Linked DNA regions of Mus musculus: regions 1, 2 and 3 are each linked to region 4. The links are chromatin loops, found by intact Hi-C in ENCODE. Cell type or tissue: heart. All regions are shown on one strand. Links, peaks and the distances in the headings refer to the core of each region. The heading gives the core; the rest is flanking DNA. Region 1 overlaps Ezh1 (enhancer of zeste 1 polycomb repressive complex 2 subunit). Region 2 holds the start of Psmc3ip (proteasome (prosome, macropain) 26S subunit, ATPase 3, interacting protein). Region 3 holds the start of Vps25 (vacuolar protein sorting 25). Region 4 holds the start of Becn1 (beclin 1, autophagy related).

Evidence for each region. Hi-C counts contacts between places; a loop is a spot of excess contacts. Peaks named below come from ENCODE experiments on the same cell type or tissue, not always from the same donor. Only the 100,000 strongest peaks of a DNase experiment are listed, where the experiment ranks them.
Region 1: a loop joins it to region 4, with 6 times the contacts of the local background. A loop is called at or near these places in 27 of 42 quality-filtered maps.
Region 2: it touches region 4 in a loop (3-fold over the local background); 6 of 42 quality-filtered maps call a loop at or near these places.
Region 3: it touches region 4 in a loop (3.0-fold over the local background); 11 of 42 quality-filtered maps call a loop at or near these places.

The regions. Positions count from the first base shown.
Region 1 is chr11:101,208,904-101,214,346 of GRCm38, forward strand. It overlaps Ezh1 (enhancer of zeste 1 polycomb repressive complex 2 subunit), which reads right to left. Exons shown (of 21, transcript NM_007970.3): 6 at 4,821-4,941; 7 at 1,644-1,820; 8 at 477-579. Among named protein-coding and RNA genes, the nearest start is that of Ezh1, 15 kb to the right of the region's middle. In heart, for the core only: a CTCF peak has its summit at 3,144 (motif pointing right); no DNase peak of the experiment used is centred there.
Region 2 is chr11:101,093,479-101,098,921 of GRCm38, forward strand. It overlaps Psmc3ip (proteasome (prosome, macropain) 26S subunit, ATPase 3, interacting protein), which reads right to left and starts at 1,957. Exons shown (of 8, transcript NM_008949.3): 1 at 1,865-1,957; 2 at 1,680-1,780; 3 at 1,458-1,547; 4 at 203-314. The coding sequence starts at 1,898. Retreg3 (reticulophagy regulator family member 3) reads right to left here. Exons shown (of 9, transcript NM_026501.3): 9 at 2,844-5,142. The coding sequence ends at 4,685. In heart, for the core only: a CTCF peak has its summit at 2,350; DNase peaks (open chromatin) are centred at 1,973 and 4,953; H3K4me3 peaks cover 1,925 bases; H3K27ac peaks cover 1,680 bases.
Region 3 is chr11:101,251,633-101,257,059 of GRCm38, forward strand. Vps25 (vacuolar protein sorting 25) reads left to right here and starts at 2,075. Exons shown (of 6, transcript NM_026776.5): 1 at 2,075-2,175; 2 at 2,399-2,544; 3 at 3,311-3,364; 4 at 4,377-4,465; 5 at 5,246-5,321. The coding sequence starts at 2,123. In heart, for the core only: a CTCF peak has its summit at 2,308; DNase peaks (open chromatin) are centred at 2,069, 4,449 and 4,879; H3K4me3 peaks cover 2,373 bases; H3K27ac peaks cover 2,484 bases.
Region 4 is chr11:101,299,886-101,305,252 of GRCm38, forward strand. Becn1 (beclin 1, autophagy related) reads right to left here and starts at 2,401. Exons shown (of 12, transcript NM_019584.4): 1 at 2,247-2,401; 2 at 1,843-1,971. The coding sequence starts at 1,969. In heart, for the core only: CTCF peaks have their summits at 1,199 (motif pointing left) and 2,478; a DNase peak (open chromatin) is centred at 2,416; H3K4me3 peaks cover 1,744 bases; H3K27ac peaks cover 1,466 bases.

The DNA of each region.
Region 1 (5,443 bases), core at 85-5,084, 91 kb before region 4:
AGCCAGGGCTACACAGAGAAAACCTATCTCAGAAAACCAAAAAAAAAAAAAAAAAAAAAAAAAAAAGGAGAGAATCTGTTCACAGGCTGGAGAAATGGCTCAGCGGTTAAGAGCACCGATGGCTCTTCCAAAGGTCCTAAATTCAAATCCCAGCAAGCACATGGTAGCTCACCCGTAATGAGACCTGATGCCCTCTTCTGCTGTGTCTGAAGACAGCTATGGTGTACTTACGGTGTACTTATATAATAATAAGTAAATATTTGGAGGGAGCGGGGTAGAGCGAGCGGGCCCAGAGCGAGCAGAGGTTCTGAGTTTAATTCCCAGCAACTACATGATGGCTCACAACCATCTGTACAGCTACAATGTACTCATATACACAAAATAAACAAATCTTTAAAATAAATAAATCTCTTTTACAAAAAAAGGAGTCTGTTGACAAGCCCTGGGTCTGGCCTGAGTGGAACAGCTGTCCCTACCTCTCCTTCATGTCGTCAGGGACACCATTCTCAGGAAACATGGACGCAATGGCGCTGAAGATCATGTCATTTGGAAACTGTTTCTTGGAACTCTTTTTGTTGCCTGAATGGGAAATGACAGTGAACTCCTGGGCATAGACAAAGCTGTTTGTCGTTTTCCCTTTGTTGCAGCAGAACAAATGATTACAGCTGCTGTGCTCATCCAAACCTCAACTGTATTGATAACAAAGTCTACAGTCCCTATTATAATCAAGAGGAGTCTCTCAGAGGTGAAGACAGATGAATCCCACTATAACCCTGGTGCTGAAGAACAACTGGCACTGGGACTCTCATAGGAAGAGAGAGACACTGTCTTCTCTACAAGTACACTACAAGTAAATAACAGTGTCATTCGGTAACTCCGAGGTTTCTTCTTTTCCCATTCTGAAGTGCTTGTGCAGGTATGTGGATGTGTGTTTGTGTATGTGGGCACACATGTGTGGGCATGCGTGCATATGCATGTGCGGTCCTGAGGCTGATGTCTAGAATCATCTTCCTCCACTCCTCTTCCTTTGTCAACATGACTAGTCTGGCCAGCACTCTTGTCGTGGGGAATCCCCTTTCTACACCTTCTAAGGTTGGAATCACAGAGAGGACACCACACGCATTTTTGCATCTTCATGGGTTCTGGGTATCTGGGCTCCTGTCCTCATAGCAAGACTTTAACCACTGAGCAATCACCTTGGCCCAGAAATATTGAATTAAATACTAGTGACTTGGAAAATATTTGTAAAATTAAATTAAGAAGATAAAAGTTTATATCACGCACCCACACAATCTCAATTTTGTATGACCATGCTGATTTAGATATGTACAATTTACAATCTACAAGGAATAATCTGATTATTCCTATGTAGCAAGATTGAAGTATAATCTTATTTTCTCCTTTATATCTTTCCAGATTTTCCAAGCACAGTAGAATTAGAAACTAACAGCAATGACTACCCTGGAAATTGTTCCACTCTCACCGTCAGCTAGTTCAGTAGCTGAAGCTATCAGTTAATGACCATGTTTTCCTTGTAAGTAGACCAAAGAGAAGCATGAATGTTTTTTTAAAAAATAATACTCTCAAGTTTTCCATTCTTCCCTGTCAATTTCAAAATAGTCTATGGAAGCAGGGCTGTGCACCTTCGATAGCATGGCGCTTCCGTTTTCTTGTTACCGGCAGGTCCTCTTTGCTGTCGTCTTGCTTTCCATCGGAGGGGTCGTTGTGCCCGTCCTCCTCCTCATCAGAGTACTGGTTGAGGGCATCCACCAGCTCCAGAAACACAGCATCGCTGATCAGCACAGATCCAGGGATCATCTCTGAAACAAAGGAATAGAAAAGTGAGCAGTGGTGGCCGCACACTCTACTCATCTTTGCACACAGGGTTTAAGACAGGGTCTTGCGGCTGGAGAGACAGTCCAGTGGTTAAGAGTACTGACTGCTCTTCCAGATGGACCTAGGTTCAATTCCCAGCACCCGCATAACAGCTCACAACTATCTGTAACTCCAGTTCCAGGGGACTCAATACCCTTACCCAGACATACATATAGGCAAAATACTAATGGACATTTTAAACAACAACAAAAAAAAGTATCTTGTCAGGTGTAGTGGTGCACACCTTTAATCCCAGCACTTGGGAGGCAGAGGTTTGTGAATCTCTGAGTTTGAGGCCAGTCTATATAGTGAGTTCTAAGACAGTCAAAGCTATATAATGAAAACCAGTCTCAAAAAAAAAAAAAAAGATAAGGTAGGTTTTTTAGCACTCACCCTGCAGTCTAGGGGTGTAAGAGGTGTAACACCACATCATTTGATGAACCCTAACAACTACTAACAGTTAACTAGCTAGAGCCTTTACCCTTATTAGAATATTCCAGTTCTGTGGTCATTGGTAACACTGGATTTGCTGTTCAAAAATCTTAACAGCACACACAGTATGGTGGCACAAACCTTTAATCTCAGCATTCAGAAGACAGGGGAGCCTGGTCTACAGGCAGGGATCAGACATACTCTCAGTGTGCCAACAACCACAGCAAGGCAGGAAAATAACAATCAAGCGAAAAATCACTTGGCTTTGTGCTGTATAATGTCTCAATAGTGACTTCTCATTTATTTATTTATTCTATGTGAGAACACTGTAGCTGTCTTCAGACACACCAGAAGAGGGTGTCAGATCTCATTACGGGTGGTTCTGAGCCACCATGTAGTTGCTGGGATTTGAACTCAGGACCTTCGGAAGAGCAGTTGGTGCTCTTAACTGCTGAGCCATCTCTCCAGCCCAATAGTGACTTCTCTTAATCAAGACAATTTTTTTTTTCTCCTGGAGGGGAAATTGAGAAGGGGGATAACATCTGAAATGCAAATAAATAAAAAAACCAATTAAAAAAATGACAAAAAAAGGGGCCAGAGAGATGGCTCAGTGGTTAAGAGAACTGACTGCTTTTCCAGAGATCCTGAATTCAATTCAGAGAAACCACATGATGGCTCACAGGCATCTGTAATGGGATCTGATGCTCTCTTCTGGTGTGTCTGAAGACAGCTACAGTGTACCCACATACTTTAAATAAATAAGTCTTTTTAAAAAATGGAAATAAAGGATACCTTTTCTCCAAAATCAGTTCATTTGGTTATACTGCAACTTGAAATAATGTCTTTGAACACTAGAGGGTGCTGTGGATGTAATTTTGAATGTTAGCAACTGCATAGTAGGTAGGGCTATTAGCTGGCATATGCATGGAGAGACATTCTTCTCCCCACTGAACTCAGGATGTGAACAGGCTACGTACGCATGCACTCTCTCACTGAGCTATATCCCTAGTCCTTTTTCTGACTTGAGACAAGGTCTCACAAGACTGCCTAGTCTGGCACTGAACTTCCTCTGCAGCCTTAAGCGAGATCTGAATTTGCAATCTGCCCTAGTCTCCTTCCTGAGTTCATGGGACTACAAGGGTATACCATCCTACTTTTTTTTTTTTTTTTTTTTTAATTCTTCAAGATAGGGTTTCTTGGCCGGGAGGGTGGTGACGCAAGCCTTTAATCCCAGCACTTGGGAGGCAGAGGCAGGCAGATTTCTAAATTCAAAGCCAGCCTGGTCTACGGAGTGAGTTCCAGGACAGCCATGGCCATACAAAGAAACCCTGTCTCGAAAAACCAAGAAAGAAAGAAAGAAAGAAAGAAAGAAAGAAAGAAAGAAAGGAAGGAAGGAAGGAAGGAAGGAAGGTAGATAGATAGATAGATAGGGTTTCTCTGTATAACCCTGACTGTCCACGAATTCAGAGATCCTCTTGCCTCTGCCTAAAAGTGTGTGTCAGCACACCTAGCACCTGTTGCTACTGTCTATTCACTGATAATCTTTTCCAGAACTAGAACTATGACCTGGCAATAAGGCTCACTGGGTAAAGGCATTTGGGGACCGGAGTTCAACCCTTTGCACCATGTGTTGGAATTCACTCTCTGACTTCCACGCCACACTGTGTGGACTGCATCCCCCTAATAAATGTTTTTTGGTTTTGTTTTAAATTACAACAGGGGGCTAGAGAAACCATTCAGAGGTTAAAAGGACCAACCCAACAGACTGAGTCCCAGCACCCACAGGGCTGCTCACAACCTTCCAGAACTTGAGGCCAAAAGACCCACTGCCCTCTTTTGGCCTCCTTGGGCACTGCAGACACATGGTACACAGACATTTGTGTAGGCAAAACAACCACACACATAAAATAAACAAAAACTCAAAAGAATTTTTTAAAATTACAACTAAGTTCAAATGCTTTGCCTTTATAAAATAAGTATATAGAAGCCAATTTCTGAGACGTCCAGAAGAAACCTGGATCAAAGCAGTATGACAGAGATGATATGCTCAATGCTGTTCTCAGAGAGAGGGAACTGAAAATCAAAATGGCCTCTGATGTATTTATGGAAAATGTCAAAGATTCTCCTATTCAATCAACACTCTCATAGCTACTGATTACTAGGCAATTCTTTTGTTGTTGTTGATAGTTTTGTTTTTTTTTTTGTTTTTTTTCAAGACAGGGTTTCTCTGTGTAGCCCTGGCTGTCCTGGAACTCACTCTGTAGACCAGGCTGGCCTCAAACTCAGAAATCCGCCTGCCTCTGCCTCTGCCTCCCGAGTGCTGGGATTAAGGCGTGCGCCACCACGCCCGGCTAGGCAATTCTTTTTGTGACCCAGCTTCTTTTGTAGTATAAAATTCTAATCCTAAGTGATACCATCACACTGGAATATTCTTTAGCACCCACAGGGATGGAAGAGAACAAAGGCAGCAGCGGGCTAGCAAAGTCTTCCTGCAGTGAGCCCAGGATCACTACCTTCTTCACCGTGGACTTTGCCATCATAGTTATTGATCAGCTCTTCGATGAAAGTCTCATCTTCTTCCTTCACCTCGTCACCCATGTATGGAATATTGCACAAAACCGTCTCATCTTCCACCTGCAAAAACCAGATGGATTCACGCCACAAACCACCCTATCTCTCCTCTTTCCTACCCAATGGAGCATTTGCCGGGCTGGTCTTTCACTTGACCTGAGTCTCCTACATCCCTATAAAACCTCTAATGAAAGGGGCAGCACTACTCTTAGGGGGAAAAACAGTTTAGTCAATATTAACCACTAAGTGTTTACCTTGACATAAGCAATGGTATGTCCAAGCCTAAAGTTTGACTAAAGTTACCATAAAATTTGAAGTATTCCAGAAACATCCTCCTCCCCGTAACGAAGAAGCATGGCTGTAACTCGTATTAACACAGGTTATAGATGTTTTTGAGCAATAAAAAATTCTAAAGGAGAAAGGTGTTCAGCAGAAAACACAGATGTACAGCAAGGCTAAGCACACATTCCCCACTAAGCTACACTGCAGTGCCAACCTAGTCATCCCTCCATCCCCAAGGGTCAAGTAAAATCACTGGACAGTTTTCCGCTGAGAGGTGACTCCC
Region 2 (5,443 bases), core at 318-5,317, 210 kb before region 4:
ACCAGGCTGGCCTTGAACTCAGAAATCCACCTGCCTCTGCCTCCGCCTCCCGAGTGCTGGGATTAAAGGCGTGCGCTACCACGCCCGGCTTCTGTGTTTCTTTCAATGCAACATCATAGGCACCTGGCAAAGGGGTCTTAGCTGCAGTCAAGGAACCATTCTGTTAGCAATTTATGACCTCCAAACCACGGCCCAGTCTTACCGGCCTCCATGTGTCGGCAGCTCTGCTGTAAGCTCTGCACCTTGGCAGTGAGGGCCACGATACTGGCATCCAGGCCGTGGAGGTCCGCATCACTCACTGTGTCAAACTGGTTCTGCCAGCCAAGAGAAATATAGCTGATTCCATGAGGCACAGAGAGAAAAATACACATCAGGGGAGGCGGCATTCAAATATGGAAGCACCAGTAGGTGACCCCTAAACCCAACAGTGGGAGAGGATGCTGGGGCTAGTGGTACAGGCTCCTCACTCCAGCAACCTGGAAGGCTGAGGCAGGGGGACTATCTGTACATTAATTAAGTGGCTGGGCATACAGCTCAATGGCAAAGTAGAGCAGAATAAGTGAGACCAAATGCTTTAGAAAGTCTAAAAATACAGTGGAGCTCTTGAGCCATCTTGCCAGCCTCAATCTGCATTTAGATAGATCATTCAGGATACAACATCCAAGATTAAACCTTAATACATCATTTTAGACAGGCGGGTCTGACTGAGAGCAGTGATGACACGTTAGATTTAACAACTGCAAAATAAATAAATAAATAAAATTGAGCTAGCCTGGGCCACGTAGTGAGGGCTAATCTCAAAAAAGAGGGTGGATGGGGGTAATCAGATATAATTGACAAATAGCCACACATATCAGGTGTATAAATAAGAGAGACAAAGACTTACATTCTAATCTCTGGGTTGAGAAGAGAGGTTTCCTGACAGAAAAATGCTAGAAAGCCAATTAGGGGGCAGAGAGTAAGCATTCAACATTGGCCATATCGATGCTGGTACTCAATATTATCTGGATAATAATTATCCAGAGAGAAGTCTGGGTAGGAGAATGTAAATTTGATGTGTTTGGGGTAGTGGGGCAGAGGAAGAGGAAAAATGATTTGGCAGGAAACGATAGCAGAAACGAGACTAGGAGTTGTGAGTCAGGGTCTTCCTTTGTTCATAGCTCAAATGAACACTGATGAAGGCAGCGTGCAGCGTACAACTGACTTAAGAGTATCTGAAGCTCTTTCATACCACTGATTAGATTATTTTGTGAGGTGCCTCAACACTTTTTTTTTTTCCCCGAAACAGGTTTCTCTGTGTAGCCCTGGCTGTCCTCGAACTGAGAAATCCACCTGCCTCTGCCTCCCAAGTGCTGGAATTAAAGGCGTGCGCCACCACTGCCCGGCATGCCTCAACACACGAAATGCTGAGATTCACTCAGACAAGCTCTCAGGTGAGTGTTAATCTGAGTTCTCACCTGATCGGCAAAATAAATTTTCTGCTTGCCGTAGGTCTTCTCTTTGATCTTGCCTTCCTGGGCCAGCTGATCCAGCGCCTTCACTACCGCCTAGCAGAGGAGAGGGTGAAACAATTAGCGCGACCCCAGACGGGGGAGATTTCTGTTGTGACAAGGAAGGCAGGACCCAAGGCTAACAAGGGAGTCCAGCGGGGAGGGAGCCCCCGCAAAGGGGGTTCTCACCGCCTTGCCCAGTCCATGTTCCTTCTGTAGGTTTCCGAACACGTCCTGGGCGCTGTAGGGCCGGTTTTGTTCTTGCAGGTACCTCAGGATGATCCCGGGGGCTGCGGGAGACGAGGTAGGATATGGGGGTCACCTCCGACCCCCTCTCCTATTCCCCTCCCGGGTCTTGCGGGCTTTGCCGTTACCTCCAGCCGCAGCCTCGGCCCGGCTTTTACTCATGGCCTTTCCCGCCACCAAACTCGAGAGCTGGACTGGTCGGTTGCTCCGGGAAACGCCTCCTTCCGGTGAGGAGGCGGGACCTTAACGCTGATTGGCTAAGGAAGAAGCCTGCCGGAAGAGTACCCGGACCTTCCGGGACCCCGTAGCCCTAGTAGCGGCTGTCAAGAAGTCGCAGTCCCCGGCCTTAGTGACAGGTCAGCGGCCGCCTCCTGGGCCCGCAGTGCTGCCTGTGGTGAGCGGTCCTTTCTATAAGCCGCCAGACCCTGTTAGGCCGAGTTTGAGCACTCGTGACCTTGAGCTAAACCCGCGTGGTGTGGGAGCCGGGTCATCTACCACGCCGCTCAAGGGTGCACAGAGCTAGTCCTCCACAGGAGTGGGACTAGTTTTCTCACGTATAAAGGACCTGTAGGTACTTTTGTCAGAGGGTGGCTGTGAACGCCAAGGACACCAACGATTTTCGTGTCGCATGTAGGGGGCGCTCGACACCTAGTGTCATTTGAACGCCCAAGAAAGACGGTTAGGAATGGGGGCTACTCAAGCCACAAAGCTTGAAGTCTCCAGTTATGAGCTGCCACACCTGGCAGGTGCTTTCCATTCCTGACCACAGTGGCCAGTCCGGAGGAGCCTGAAATAAATATTTCTAGTTTCTGAGGTCTGCTGACGGTCAAAGAGCAGCTGTCCTTGCAGCTCAGTGGAAGGGCACAGTATTAATTTTTCAGTCCTTCAACCTAAAACTTCATTAAGCCATTATTCAGAGCCCGGCGAGGTGGCGCACGCCTTTAATCCCAGCACTTGGGAGGCAGAGGCAGGCGGATTTCTGAGTTCGAGGCCAGCCTGGTCTACAGAGTGAGTTCCAGGACAGTCAGGGTTACACAGAGAAACCCTGTCTAAAAAAACAAACAAAAAGATAAATCTAAAAGAGAAAAAAAATAACAATTGACAAATGCCCGCAAGGTATTAGTTATATTTATGTCTTGGTTGTAGGGGGGAGACGTGGCCTCAAGAGGGAAAAACAGAAAGGGCAGGAGGGTCCCTGACATCCACCTGGGCTTCCTCTTCTGAGGATCACCACACCAGATTAGCTATTATCAGATTAATGAGAAGACTTATCAAGGAAGTACACAACGAAACAGCAGTCTCTTAAAAGATTGTTCTCATACAAGATTTATTCCCCTGCACCCCCCCACCCAGCCCAATTCACAGTGGAGGACTTGGGAGATTCAGAGCAGGTTCCACTGGTACAAGAAAAGACCTGGATTTGCTTGCTCCCCTTCCCTCCCTCTTCCTCTTGCCAACTCCCAAAGCATGAAGCTACACACACTCATGCAAACACGCAAAACCCCAAGCCTTTCCCTCACCTCCCTTTTTTTGTTCTTTTCCACATCATCGAGTTCACCTGTAAGACATCTACCTGGCTCTAAGGAAAGAGATGTCCAAAGTATTTGAGAACCCTAAAGTGGGGAGATGCCATTATTATGCCTAACTTTCACACTCACTGACTATGAAACAGGCACCTGCCATTCCTCTTCTCACTGTTATTCACTCCCTGGCCTCTATCTTGTCCATCAACCAAGAGCAAAAGTGTTAGCACAACCCCCAACCTGCAGCACATAAAAATGGGCTCTGTCCAACATCCCTCACCCAAACACAAAAGTGCTGGGGGAGTGGTCCCTGAGGATCAGCAAAGGTTAATGCAAGAGGGAAAGAGGATAGAAGAATTTGGCTTGAGCTCTGATTTGGGAGACAGAGAGGCAGTATGCTGGCACAGGTTGAGAACCAATGATCATTTAAGGGGTTTTCACATGATTTGATTCGGGGCTGCAGAACACCTACCCTTGAGAATGGTCTCTGCTGATTACCAACATCCTTACTAACTGGGCTCATCCTTACAGGAGTTAGGAAGTGGTATGGTAAGAAGAGCTGGTGGCTCTTGGGATGAACGCCATGGCCATTTGTAAAGTGCTACTTTGCTATCCCCTGTGTAATTAGTGCTTCTCCAGAGGAGGAGCAAGGGAAGGAGGAGGGACATAAACATGGATATGATATTGCTTTGCTCATTGCTCAGATTGATGGTCAAATGGAGCCAAGGGTTAACAGCACCAAAGACAACCACACAGCTCCAGGAGCTTTCATGAGACCTCAAGGTAGGCACTCACCAACCCAGCCAGCCAGCTGATCCTACAGCTCACGGTGATATAGCAGAGGCTCAGCCCCACAGCATGTTCACATTTCTCAAACTCTGCAAGCACTCTGGAGTGCTCAGGGTCAGCCCTCTAGAAATGAAGATGGGCTCAGGGACAGGAAGTGGGCCTGCTCTGCAGAACCAAAGGGCACACTTGCTTTGAGAACACAAATCAAATCATGGTAAAAGACACAGATGATAACTCCTGTAGCTGCTGCCTGGCTTCTGTGGCTCCAGTGAGGTGAGGAGAAGAGATGGGCTCTTGTATCAGTGAGGGCCCCTGAGCACCCAGACCTAAAAGCAAACAGCACTACCTCCTCAAAGGGGAATCAAATCCCTACTTTGTTGCCCGTGTACCACCCTGATGGAGAGAAGCCTCCCTTGGGGCGGGAGTATGTTCTCACTTCAGTGACTAAGCACAGATACGATGTCTCACTGGCAGCAGGTAAGAGTACGTTCTCTTAGCAGGCCTCTGCATCAGCCAGGCCACCCAGCACACAGATAAAATTCAGGGGACAAGACTGGGTTCTTCCCTTGCCCCATCACAGTAAGTGGGGTGGAGGAAAATAACCTACAGCACAGTGACCCCCCTCAAAGGAGTCTCTCAGTGGCTCCTAGAACTGGCAGGGTCTAGCTGATTCAGCTCTGATTGGTCCAGAAGTTCAAAATCATCTCCTTCAGCATCAGTGTCCAGGTCTGAACTAGGGGCCCGGAGGAAGCCTCTTGTTGCTCTTCGGGGAGGTGGGCCAGAAGGGTCTGTCTGGGAGGCCTCTGACAAGGCCAGTTGGATCATACCCTGGGAGACCAGGCTGGCAAGGTTGCTGGTAAGGTTAGATCCTCCAGGAAGGGAACTAAGCAGGAGCTCTGGCAGTGCAGCCTCATTCCGACTAGCAGGCAGGACCTGGGTATCCCCAGCCCCTGGTGGGGAGCGGTACATCAAGCTGGGCATCCCAATGCTGGTGTCGTCCTCGTCGTCCAGGCCAGCAGGATCCACGTTAATGGAAGGGAAGTCTGGCAGGTCTCTGGCAAATGACTCCTCTGGATCACTGTGGCCATCTAGGTCTGAGAGAATACAGCTGTGTGAAACATGATAGCTGCATGCTCTCTGTGCCCACACCCACAAGAAGTCAACCCTATATAACCAGGTTTTCCCACCCTGTACTGGTTAAGATGAAGCAAAACCTTCAAGACTGGTTAGTTTGTTGTCAACACTCAGATGGTCATGACTGCTGATGGGCAGAGAACTGCCTGTCTTCCTCGACTGTGTCCATGACTAATAAGAGACTGGGGGCTTCAAGGGCAGCATAACAGCCATGTCATATCACACCCTTGGGCAGATTTATTACTTACACCACCACTCAGG
Region 3 (5,427 bases), core at 428-5,427, 48 kb before region 4:
AACAACATCGACAAAGGTATCCAGGAGTGAGAAAATCAAGACTTAGCCAAACTGATGAGCGGGGAGGCAAACCTAATTATAAGTAGGAGTTATGATTAAAATCAATGAAGGGAATCTATAGGACCATCCGTCATGAGGGGGTAAAGGAGAGAGAGGTGTTAGAGATAAGTCAGACTTTGACCTTCAGAACTGACCTAAGGGGGGAAAATGTAGGGGGCTGAAAAGATAGCTCATAGATTAAGATCAGTCACTGCTCTTACAAAGGACCAAAGTTCTATTCCATTTAAATAGCCATGTCAGGCAACTCACAATCACCTGTAATTCCAGCTCCAGGGAATCCTCTTCTTGTCTCCAGGAGCACTTGCATAAATGCATATATACATATAAATAAAAAGAAATTAATACCTTCTTTAAAAAGAAAGAAGGTGGGTCTAGAGAGATGGCTTAGCAGTTAAGAGCACTGAGTGCTCTTCCAGAGGTCCTGAGTTTAATTCCCAGCAACCACATGGTGGCTCAAAACCATCTGTAATGGGATCTGATGCCCTCTTCTGGTGTGTCTGAAGACAACTACAGTGTACTCACATATCTAAAATAGATATATCTTTAAAAAAAACAGACCATGGACACAGCACACACATGTAATCTCAGTTCTCAGAAGGTTGAGGCAGTGGGATTAAAGGCTGAGCTCTGGGATAAAGGTGTGCTCAGCTAACATTTTTTTTTTCTTTTAAGATTTATTTGTTTATGTATGTATATGAGTACACTGTAGCTGTCTTCAGACACACCAGAAGAGGGCGTCAGATCTCATTACGAGTGATTGTGAGCCACCATGTGGCTGCTGGGATTTGAACTCAGGACCTTCAGAAGAGCAGTCAGTGCTCTTTACCTGCTGAGCCATCTCACCAGCCCTAACATTACTTTTAAATAGAAATAAAGTGAGCTACACAGAAAGGGAGGGAGGCATGATGATAGTGATATCCGGAAAGAAATTGAAAAATTGAGGCAACACGTTACTTGTAAAGGAAGAATGGCAGTTTTGAGTTCAAAAGGCAAAGGAAGAAAAAATGGGGAGGAGCTTTGGAGCTATGAATTAAACATTGTGACAGAGAGAGATTAAGGGATTCTCACAATAATTCTTCAGGGAACAGAAAGATAGACACAGGCGGACTATTTTGAATGAGGATAACAGGGAATCAATGAAAACAGCCCAGCTTCTTCTCGCTCTTTAAAGGTGAGCATCTCCTAGCAGCCCAAGGTCAGCCTTCTTTTCAATACACCTTTTGTTTAGTGCTCTTATCCCTTAAATGGGTTCATATTGCATGTCAGGTCAGAAGACTCCCAAACTTGTATTTCTAGATCCAACAAGGCTCCCCTGAGAGTCCAGTAGTGAGATTAGTCAGCGAGCCCGGGACTCAGTAAACATGTTCTGGTTGGTCTTCAGCAATTTTCCACAGCTCAGCAGTGGAAGTACTGTTGGGAGAATGGAAACAGTAATTCTGGTTTGGGAACTGACCCGTAGTTTAGGCAGGCAAAGGGACAGATCTGACTAGTGTAGGCTGGGTATGAGTCAGATGAAGCCAAAGGGATTCCAAGTCTGGGGTCTAGAAAGGAAGAGGTTAAGAGCTAAACGTTAGTTTTGATTCTTTGAAAAAAGCAATAAGTTTTGATTCTTTGAAAATCGCGTATAGCGATGCAAACCACACAATATGCTCCCATGATCCTACAGGAAATTTAAGAGTGAAGTCAACCTGGGTGGGAATGCAGGAAATTTCGGCATCATGAGTTTAAATTGGCAACCGACACGAAGGTGAAGCCTCCAGATGTGGATTCTAACTTGCGTTCGGCTGACCTCGCAATTTGCAGAGGGAAACTACGTGTCGTCGTCCCCCCCCCCCCCCCCCGCCCCCGTTTCCCTCTGTTTAAGCGACAAGACCCAGAACTCCTGCGCTTCATGTTGAAGTTTTTCTTTAGACAGCAGCAGATTGGTGACAAGAACCGTTCCCATCCCACTGCGGCGCCTCCCGAGAGGAGTCCGGAACCTTTCTGCTGTGCTGTCAGCCCGGACATGCTGAGGCGGAGACCGGAAGCCCCTTGTCGGTTCCGGGTTTTCTGGGCTACTACGATGGCGATGAGTTTCGAGTGGCCGTGGCAGTACCGCTTCCCGCCCTTCTTTACGTGAGGCTCAGACCCTGAGAAGCCCAGTGTAGCTCCCTCCCGTCCCCGGGGCCCAGGGCTCAGCCCTGATGATTCACTTGGGGTTCCGGGGGAGACGGGAGCTGCCGGCCGCCTTCCTGTCCAGCCAGCCCGTCACTGTCTCCCCCTAACGTGCTGCTAGGCTGGTGCTGCTGCCGCCCTCTTCCACGCTTTAATTCCTCGTCCTGCTCCCTTCGCCCGGCAGGTTACAGCCGAACGTGGACACCCGGCAGAAGCAGCTGGCCGCCTGGTGCTCTCTGGTTCTGTCCTTCTGCCGCCTGCACAAACAGTCCAGCATGACGGTGATGGAAGCCCAGGAGAGCCCGCTTTTCAACAACGTCAAGCTACAGCGTATCCTCCCTCAGGCTCTTCCATAGCCCACCCCCAGCCCCCACACACACGCACTCCCACACTTTTCTACATGCCCAGACTGCATCTCCCCACCTCCCTTTACCCACAGTAGGCAGGCTTCTATTCAACCTGGACTTGGGAAACAGCAAAACTAAATGGCAGATAATCATTTTATATGCACTTTTGCAGGCAGTGCAAGCTCCCTTTACCCTAGTTAATGAGTGCTGGGGTCTTTAAGTCCCAAGCTTTACACACTGGACCCTTTAAAACTATTTGAATCTCCTCTCTGTGAGCCTCAAATCCCAAACCATCTTTAATAATTTTTTTGACTTGCCCCACCTCTCCCAGGAAGTGAGGGTCATTTATTTTTGCTCTCTGATTCATAGGTAAAATTTGTGGAGAAAAAGGCACAGAGAATGAAGTAAAGGGTAACACCCTTTATTTTCTAAAACTCTTGCCTTTTATTTGAGACCTGATCTCTATAGCCCAGCCCAGCCTTGGACTGGTGATTCTCCTGTGTCCATCCCATAAGAGCTGGTATTACAGGCCTGTAACACACTTTGCTAGTTCTTCCTTCTAACTGGAAGTTTCTTTTTACCTCCTTTTCCAGAATATTGAGGAAATGCAAACATATCTTCTTCAAAAATTGCATGTATGTATGGCAGGGAAAGGAGGGGGCTAGATCATTCTTTATCGTGGGCCGAACTCCGAAAATGTTTTATTTAACCTAATTTACATGTAGGCCATTCCCTTAACCTTAAGCCAGGGAAACTTCCTGTGGAGTCAATTCAGATTGTATTAGAAGAACTGAGAAAGAAAGGTGGGTTCAGTTCTCAGATACCTGTTGGTTTGTTTGTCTGTTTAAAGATATATTTATTTATTTCATGTATATGAGTACACCATTGCTCTCTTAAGACACACCAGAAGAGGGCATCAGATCTCATTACAGATGGTTGTGAGCCACCATGTGGTTGCTGGGAATTGAACTCAGGACCTGTGGAAGAGCAGTCAATGCTCTTAACCACTGAGCCATCTCTTCAGGCCCCCTGGTTTTGTTTGGTTTGGTTTGGTTTGGTTTTTTTTTTTTTTTTTTTTTTTTTTTTTTTTTTGGTTTTTCGAGACAGGGTTTCTCTGTATAGCCCTGGCTGTCCTGGAGCTCACTTTGTAGACCAGGCTGGCCTCGAACTCAGAAATCCGCCTGCCTCTGCCTCCTCTGCTGGGATTAAAGGCATGCGCCACCACGCCCAGCTTGTTTTGTTTTTTAAATACTGTTTTTCACATGTCCTGTGGTATTTGCCTTCTTATATGTCTGTATGAAGGTGTCAGATCCCCTGGAACTAGAGTTACAGACAGTTGTAAGCTACCATGTGGGTGCTGGGAATTGAAGCCGGGTCCTCTGGAAAAACAGTCAGTGTTAACCACTGAGCCATCTATCCGGCCCCTCCCCTACTTTTTTTCTTCTTACTTGGGATTTTTTTTCCCCTGAGGGTACAACAGGGCAACTCTTCCTTTTAGTGACCTTTTTTTTTTTTTTTTCTTTTTTGTCTCTCTCAGCCTGAAGCCTCAAGTATTCTGAGATGGCCTAGTTCTCCCCCCACCCCCCACCTCCTGCCATCCCCACCCCCACCCCCTGTTAGTGTACAGAATTAAATTTCCTCTCTGGCCTAAGAAAGATAGACTAAGAAGAACAGGATGCCTTATAAGTAAGAATAGTAAAAATACTATTGTATCTCTTGTTCTGAAAGCAGAGGCTCGTCCCCTCTGCCGGGTGTTGGTATTTGCCTCTGTGCCTTTTTTAGAGCACGATGCTCTCATAAGTATCTGTTTTACAGGGAACCTCGAGTGGTTGGATAAGAATAAGTCTAGCTTCCTGATCATGTGGCGGAGGCCAGAAGAATGGGGGAAACTCATTTACCAATGGGTGAGGCCACCCTGCTAAGCCCTAGGCAGTGACCCATGGCAAAGAAGACTTGTTGCCTGTGCCCAACAGATAGCTGGCATCCTTAGATGCAGACCTGGCAAAGTGGGGAGTGGGCGAGAGAGGAAGCATGGGCCTCGCTGGCAACCATCCTTCTGTGATGCAATGCCTCTCCTGCACAAAATCTCTCTTTCTTTGGCTGTCAGAGGCCAGAGGCTACGTGAGGCCATGTTTAGAGAATGCAACACTGGGAACCTTGAGTGCTATTGTTGGCTGGAGCCTCTGGCCACAGGAGATAAATGGGGAAAGGAAGGGAGAGAAAAAAAAAAAAAAACCTGGGTTCCCTCTCCCACTGTGCGTCCATGGCGTTGTCTCCATGAATGCACCTTCTGAACCAGTGTGGGTGTGAGGACAGAATCCTCTGTCCCTCAAAGTCCTACTCACCACCAGCTCCAAACATTCCCAGGAGAGGAGGAGGGGAGGGAGCGTCAACAGCCTAAATATAACAAATACACACCGCCCATTCCTGAAGAGAAAATAACCAGAGTGAGAGGTCACTTTTGAGACACGTGAAAGGCTGTGGCTTAGTGGTTCTGAATGTGTGTACACACATACAAATATAGCACCTGTAGGGTTTACAGTAAGGCTTAGGACACTGCAGAGGTGACAGTGCTCATTTGGGTATAGGTACCATTCCAGGAGAAAAAAAAAAGGCAGAGCTGAAGTTCACCCTCTCCCAAGAGACTCTTGGTCCTTGCTCAGCCTCGTTTTCTGTGCCCTCAGGTTTCCAGGAGTGGCCAGAATAACTCTGTGTTTACTCTGTATGAACTGACGAGTGGGGAAGACACAGAGGATGAAGGTAATGCCTTTTTCTTCTTCTATTTCTCTGGTCAGGAATCCTCTTTTCTCCAGTGGTTTTTTTTCTTTCTTTCTTTTTCTTTTTTTTTTTTTTTTTTTTTTTTTTT
Region 4 (5,367 bases), core at 1-5,000:
CAAGGATGTAGGGCTAGGGATGTGGCTGAGTGACAGAATCCCTGGTATGGGAAGAGGACAGAGAGCCAGGTACAGTGGTACATGGCTATAATCCCAGTGCTTCAGAATCTGAGGAAAATCTTTTTTGTTTTGTTTTGTTGTTGTTGTTTCAAGACAGGGTTTTTCTATGTGGCCCTGGCTGTCCTGGAACTTACTCTATAGTCTCACTGGCCTCAAATTCAGAAATCTTCCTGCCTCTGCCTCCCAAGTTCTGGAATTAAAGGCGTGTGCTACCACTGCCGGGCTGAGTCTGAGGAAATTCAAGCATGTGTTTAAAGCAAGCCTCTGTTATATAAGACTCTACCTCAAAAACAAAACATCACCAACAAAGACACAGCTAATATTCATTCAATGACAATCTATTCAGCCGTTTTTTTTAAAAGCATGAACTCCTGTCATTAAGACTGAAGGACATACATTAAATGAGATTATCCAGGCCCAGTAAAGCAAGCACTGCCTGGTCTCACTCAGGTGTGGTGCATCTCATTTAAACTGAGAACAATATGATGGTTATACACAACAGACTGGTTAGACAGGAGAAAAGTTCTGCTCTACTGGACGGTGCTGACTATGGGTACCAATGGTGGACTGCACAGTCCCCAAAAGCCAGCAGGGACGATTAGAAATGTTTCAACCACAAGGAAACAAACAAACAAACAAAACGTTAGAAGAGACAAATGTGCCAACCCTGATTTGAACATCATTACATGTGTATTCAAACATCAAGTGGCACCCCCTAAATATATCAGGTTTTAAAATGTATGAACACTAGTTTAGAAACATGTAAAGCCGGGCATGGTAGCACACAGACCTCCTTTATTCCAACACTTGGGAGATGAAAGCTTTCAACACACAACATTAACCTTTAAAAATGAAAAATAAGCCAGGTGTGGTGGCGCACACCTTTAAGCCCCAGGACTCTGAAGGCAGAGGCAGGACAATCTAGCCAGGCAAGGGCTAGAGTGAAACTCTGTCTATACCAACAGCAAGAACAATGAAAATAATTTTTTTTTAAGGAGAAGAAAAATAAAGAGCTGGGCAGATCACTCAATAGCTTAGAGCACCTGTTGCTCCTGTAAAGGACCTAGGTTCGAGTCCTAGCCCTCACACGGTGGCTCACAACCACCTGTTAACTCCAGTTCAGGGATCTGACGCCCTCTTCTGGCCTCTCCCGGCATCAGGCATTCTCGTCATGGACAGATGTACATGTAAGCAAACCACCTATACACATAACTAATACTAATTATGAATAAAAATGAATCAAGGTCTAGGGAGCTATATACAACAAAGCCAAGGTTTCCATGCTAATGCCAGGCCCATGAACGTGTTTAAACTCGCTAATCACCTCTCTCACTCTCTTCTTCAGGCTTCAAGGCTCTCCTACACTTCACTGGACCTCAGGTAAGTATGCTCACTGATGGCTCTAACCTCAACTCGTCACCTGTAAGAGGATGCACCATGGCACTTCTCCTGTCCTTTTTATTTTTGGAAACAGGGTCTCATTCAATAGCGCAGGCTGGCCTGGAACTTGAGGCAGCTCCGGCGTCAGCCTCCTGAGTTGCTGCAGTTATAGATGTGAGCCACCAAGCCTGGTTTCCACGGGGACTGTTACAGGACACCTGATTGATACACTGGTAAATCTTCAAGAAATTCTGTTATATGTGAATACTCCTTCACTCTGGAGACACTGTCAGAGGTCTATTCCTGACGAGAAAACCGAAAGCCAGAGACCGCCACCTCAATGTCCCTAAAGTTGCCCACTTCCCTCCTTCTTGACCACCCCTTTCCTCGGATCCTGCTGACCTGTGAGTTCCTGGATGGTGACCCGGTCCAGGATCTTGAAGCTCGTGTCCAGTTTCAGAGGCTGGCTACAGCGCTGGCACACGAAGCTCACCTGCATGGTGCTGCTGGACGCCTTAGACCCCTCCATGCCTGCGACAGCGGAGAAAAGACGACGTTAAGAAGAATCGGCTCCTTTGAACCTCGGGCCCGAGGCTACCCGCTGCCTTGGTGGTGGAGGTGAAGAGGAAAATCCCGGTCCGCGCCGTTCCCTCTGGGAGTGGGATGACACCAAGAGGACCCGCTTCCGGGGCAGAGCCCAGCTAAGGCAGTCTAGTCTCCCGAGCGGGGAAACGGGGCACCAGAGTGGCCGCCAGGGACTCTAGGCTTCTTCCTAAGGTCTCACTTCAGGCCCCGACGCTCCTCACCTCAGGAGCCCGGAGCCCGCCACCCAGGCTCGTTCTACCGCGGGGGCACGGTGGCCTCGGGTCCGCCCCGGAGCGAGACCTCCAGAGTTCCCATCGCCCGGTCTTCAGCTACTTCCCGGTCGGCTAGCTGAAGACTTCCGCCCAGGACCAGAAGTGACGTCACGACGGGAGCTGACGCAAGGACCCCTGCTCCAGATCCCTGTTTACCCGGCTCGGAGCGCCATCCAAAGGCCGAGCGGGGAAGTGCAGCAGTGCCGACAGGTGGGCCGAAGCTGCCCACACTCTTCTGATTTAGACGGTCCACTCAAGATTTGTTACTTCCAAGTGGAGCCACTTCTATATTCCTTAGGGATCAGGGTGTTGTTTGTTTGTTTGTTTGTTTGTTTGTTTGTTTGTTTGAGACAGGGTTTCTCTGTGTAGCCCTGGTTGACCTGGAACTCGCCCTGTAGACCAAGCTGGCATCCACTTCACAGAGATCCACTTGCCTCAGCCTCCTAAGGGCTGTGATTAAAAGCGTGCACCACCACCTTCCGGCATGTGTGAGCTTTTAAAGTGTATTTTTGGGAGAGTCAAATTGTCTAAACCCTTCTGAGGGAGTGCGTTTGGCAGGATGGTAAATTTTATTGTTATATGTATGTATGTATGTGTATGTGTGTATGTATGTATATATGTTTGTATATGTGTATATAATAAAATGCAAATACATTAAAGGTGATAGTTATATGTATGTATATATGTGTATGTGTGTATTATGTATGTATATAACAAAATGTAAATAAATAAAAAGGTGACAGTGGAGACTGGAGAGATGGCTCAGCAGTTAAAAGCACCAACCGCACTTCCAGATGACCTGGATTAAATCAAATCCATCCACCCACATGGCAGCTCATAACTGTCTGTAACTCCAAGAACTGACACCACTATCACCACTTTCACACAGTCATCCATGTATGCAAAACACCAATGCATTTGTGGTGTGTGTGTGTGTGTGTGTGTGTGTGTGTGTGTGTGAGAGAGAGAGAGAGAGAGAGAGCTGGCTCCTGTGAGTATGTGTGTATCTGGAATCATATCCAAGGCCTCTCATATACTAAGCAAGTACTCCACCAATGAACTGTATGTCCAGCCCTACTTTGTAAGTTTAACATATGTGGGCTGCCAAGATGGCTCAACCTGTAAAAGTGTGTGCACCAAACGTGAGAGAGACCCTAAGGTCAATTCCTAAGGATCGGAGTAGGAGGAGATGAAGTTGACCTCCAAAGGAATTCCAGGGTATGGACTGCCCTCCACCACCACTAAGGATAATAAAAATAATTGAATGTTTTCCATGTTGCTCCAGTTTTGTTAATTAACATTCTCATTGCTGCAATACATCACAGCAGAAACGCACAGATTACAGTGAATTTCTTTATTGATGGAAACTTCCATTGCTTCCAATTTGGGTGGATACAATAATATCACAATGAGGAATTGACTTTGTCCTAGAACAGAACCTTATCATTAAAAGTACTGTAGACTTTGGAATCTTCTCTTTATTAACATTGGCAGTTGTTTTCAAAACAACTCATATTATATTCTGCCTCTAGTAATCCATTAAAGGGCCTGTTTTATGATGCCTTGCCCAGTATTGGATAAGATATATTTGAGGAACAATAGCAGACAATGGCAGTTCTCCATTCTTTTTTTTTTTTTTTTTTTGGTTTTCAAGACAGGGTTTCTCTGTATAGCCCTGGCTGTCCTGGAACTCACTTTGTAGACCAGGCTGGCCTCAAGCTCAGAAATCCACCTGCCTCTGCATCCCGAGTGCTGGGATTAAAGGCATGCGCCACCATGCTCGGCTCCAGTTCTCCATTCTTGTAATTGATATCACTGATTGCTGATAAGGTTGAAGAGTTTGTCATGTGGTCGCCCCTTGCAGTTCTTACAAATTATGTTCACATATTTGTATTTATTTATTGGATCATAACGTCTTTCTCAGGTTTTAAAATAAATGTTTATGGCCAGGGGTGGTGGTGCACGCCTTGAATCTCAGCACAATGGCAGGCTGATCTTCACAGTGGCCGGCCTGGTCCTCATAGTGAGCTCCAGGTCAGTCAGGGTTGCATGTTAAGTCTTTGGCACACAGATAAACACACACAGACACACAGACACATGTAGACATATATGTATACACAAACACATAGATACACAGAGAGAGAGACACACAGACATCCATGTACACACATACATACAGACACACACAAACACACACACGAGTAAATAAATTCTCATGAATGGTTTAGCTAGCTAACCTTCCTTCCTTCCATCCTTCCTTCCTTCCTTCCTTCCTTCCTTCCCTCCCTCCCTCCCTCCCTCCTTCCTTCCTTCCTCCCACCCATGCTTTTTTTTTTTTAAAAAAAAGGAGATCTCATGAATCCCAAGGATGACTTCAAACTCACCAGGCAGCAGAAAATGACTTGAACTTTTGACCCTCCTGCCTCTCTCTATCTTCTGAGTGCTGGATTAACAATTACATGACCCAGGCTTTCATAACTCAACCACCTGAGATACGCTGCAGCTATTTCCTTCCTTCCTTCCTTCCTTCCTTCCTTCCTTCCTTCCTTTCTTTCTTTCTTGTTTTGTTTTGTTTTGTTTTGTTTTGTTTTGTTTTGTTTTGTTTCGAGACAGAGTTTCTCTGTGTAGCCCTGGCTGTCCTGGACTCATTCTGTAGACCAGGCTGGCCTCAAACTCAGAAATCTGCCTGCCTCTGCCTCCCAAGTGCTGGGATTAAAGATGTGCACCACCACCACCCAGCCCCTAAATTATTTTCTAAATGTGCAGAAATTTTTCATGTTTCATTTGTTTTGTGGAGACAAGATCTTGTGTACCTCAAACTATTCTCAAAATTTCTCTCTGGGGCTAGAGAGAATAATAAAATGCTTACTCTTGGGCTGGAGAGATGGCTCAGCGGTTAAGAGTACTGACTGCTCTTCCGAAGGTTCTGAGTTCAATTCCCAGCAACCACATGGTGGCTCACAACCATCCTTAATGAGATCTGATGCCCTCTTGTGGTGTGTCTGAAGACAGATACAGTGTACTTACATACATAAAATAAATAAATAAAACTTAAAAAAATAATATAAAA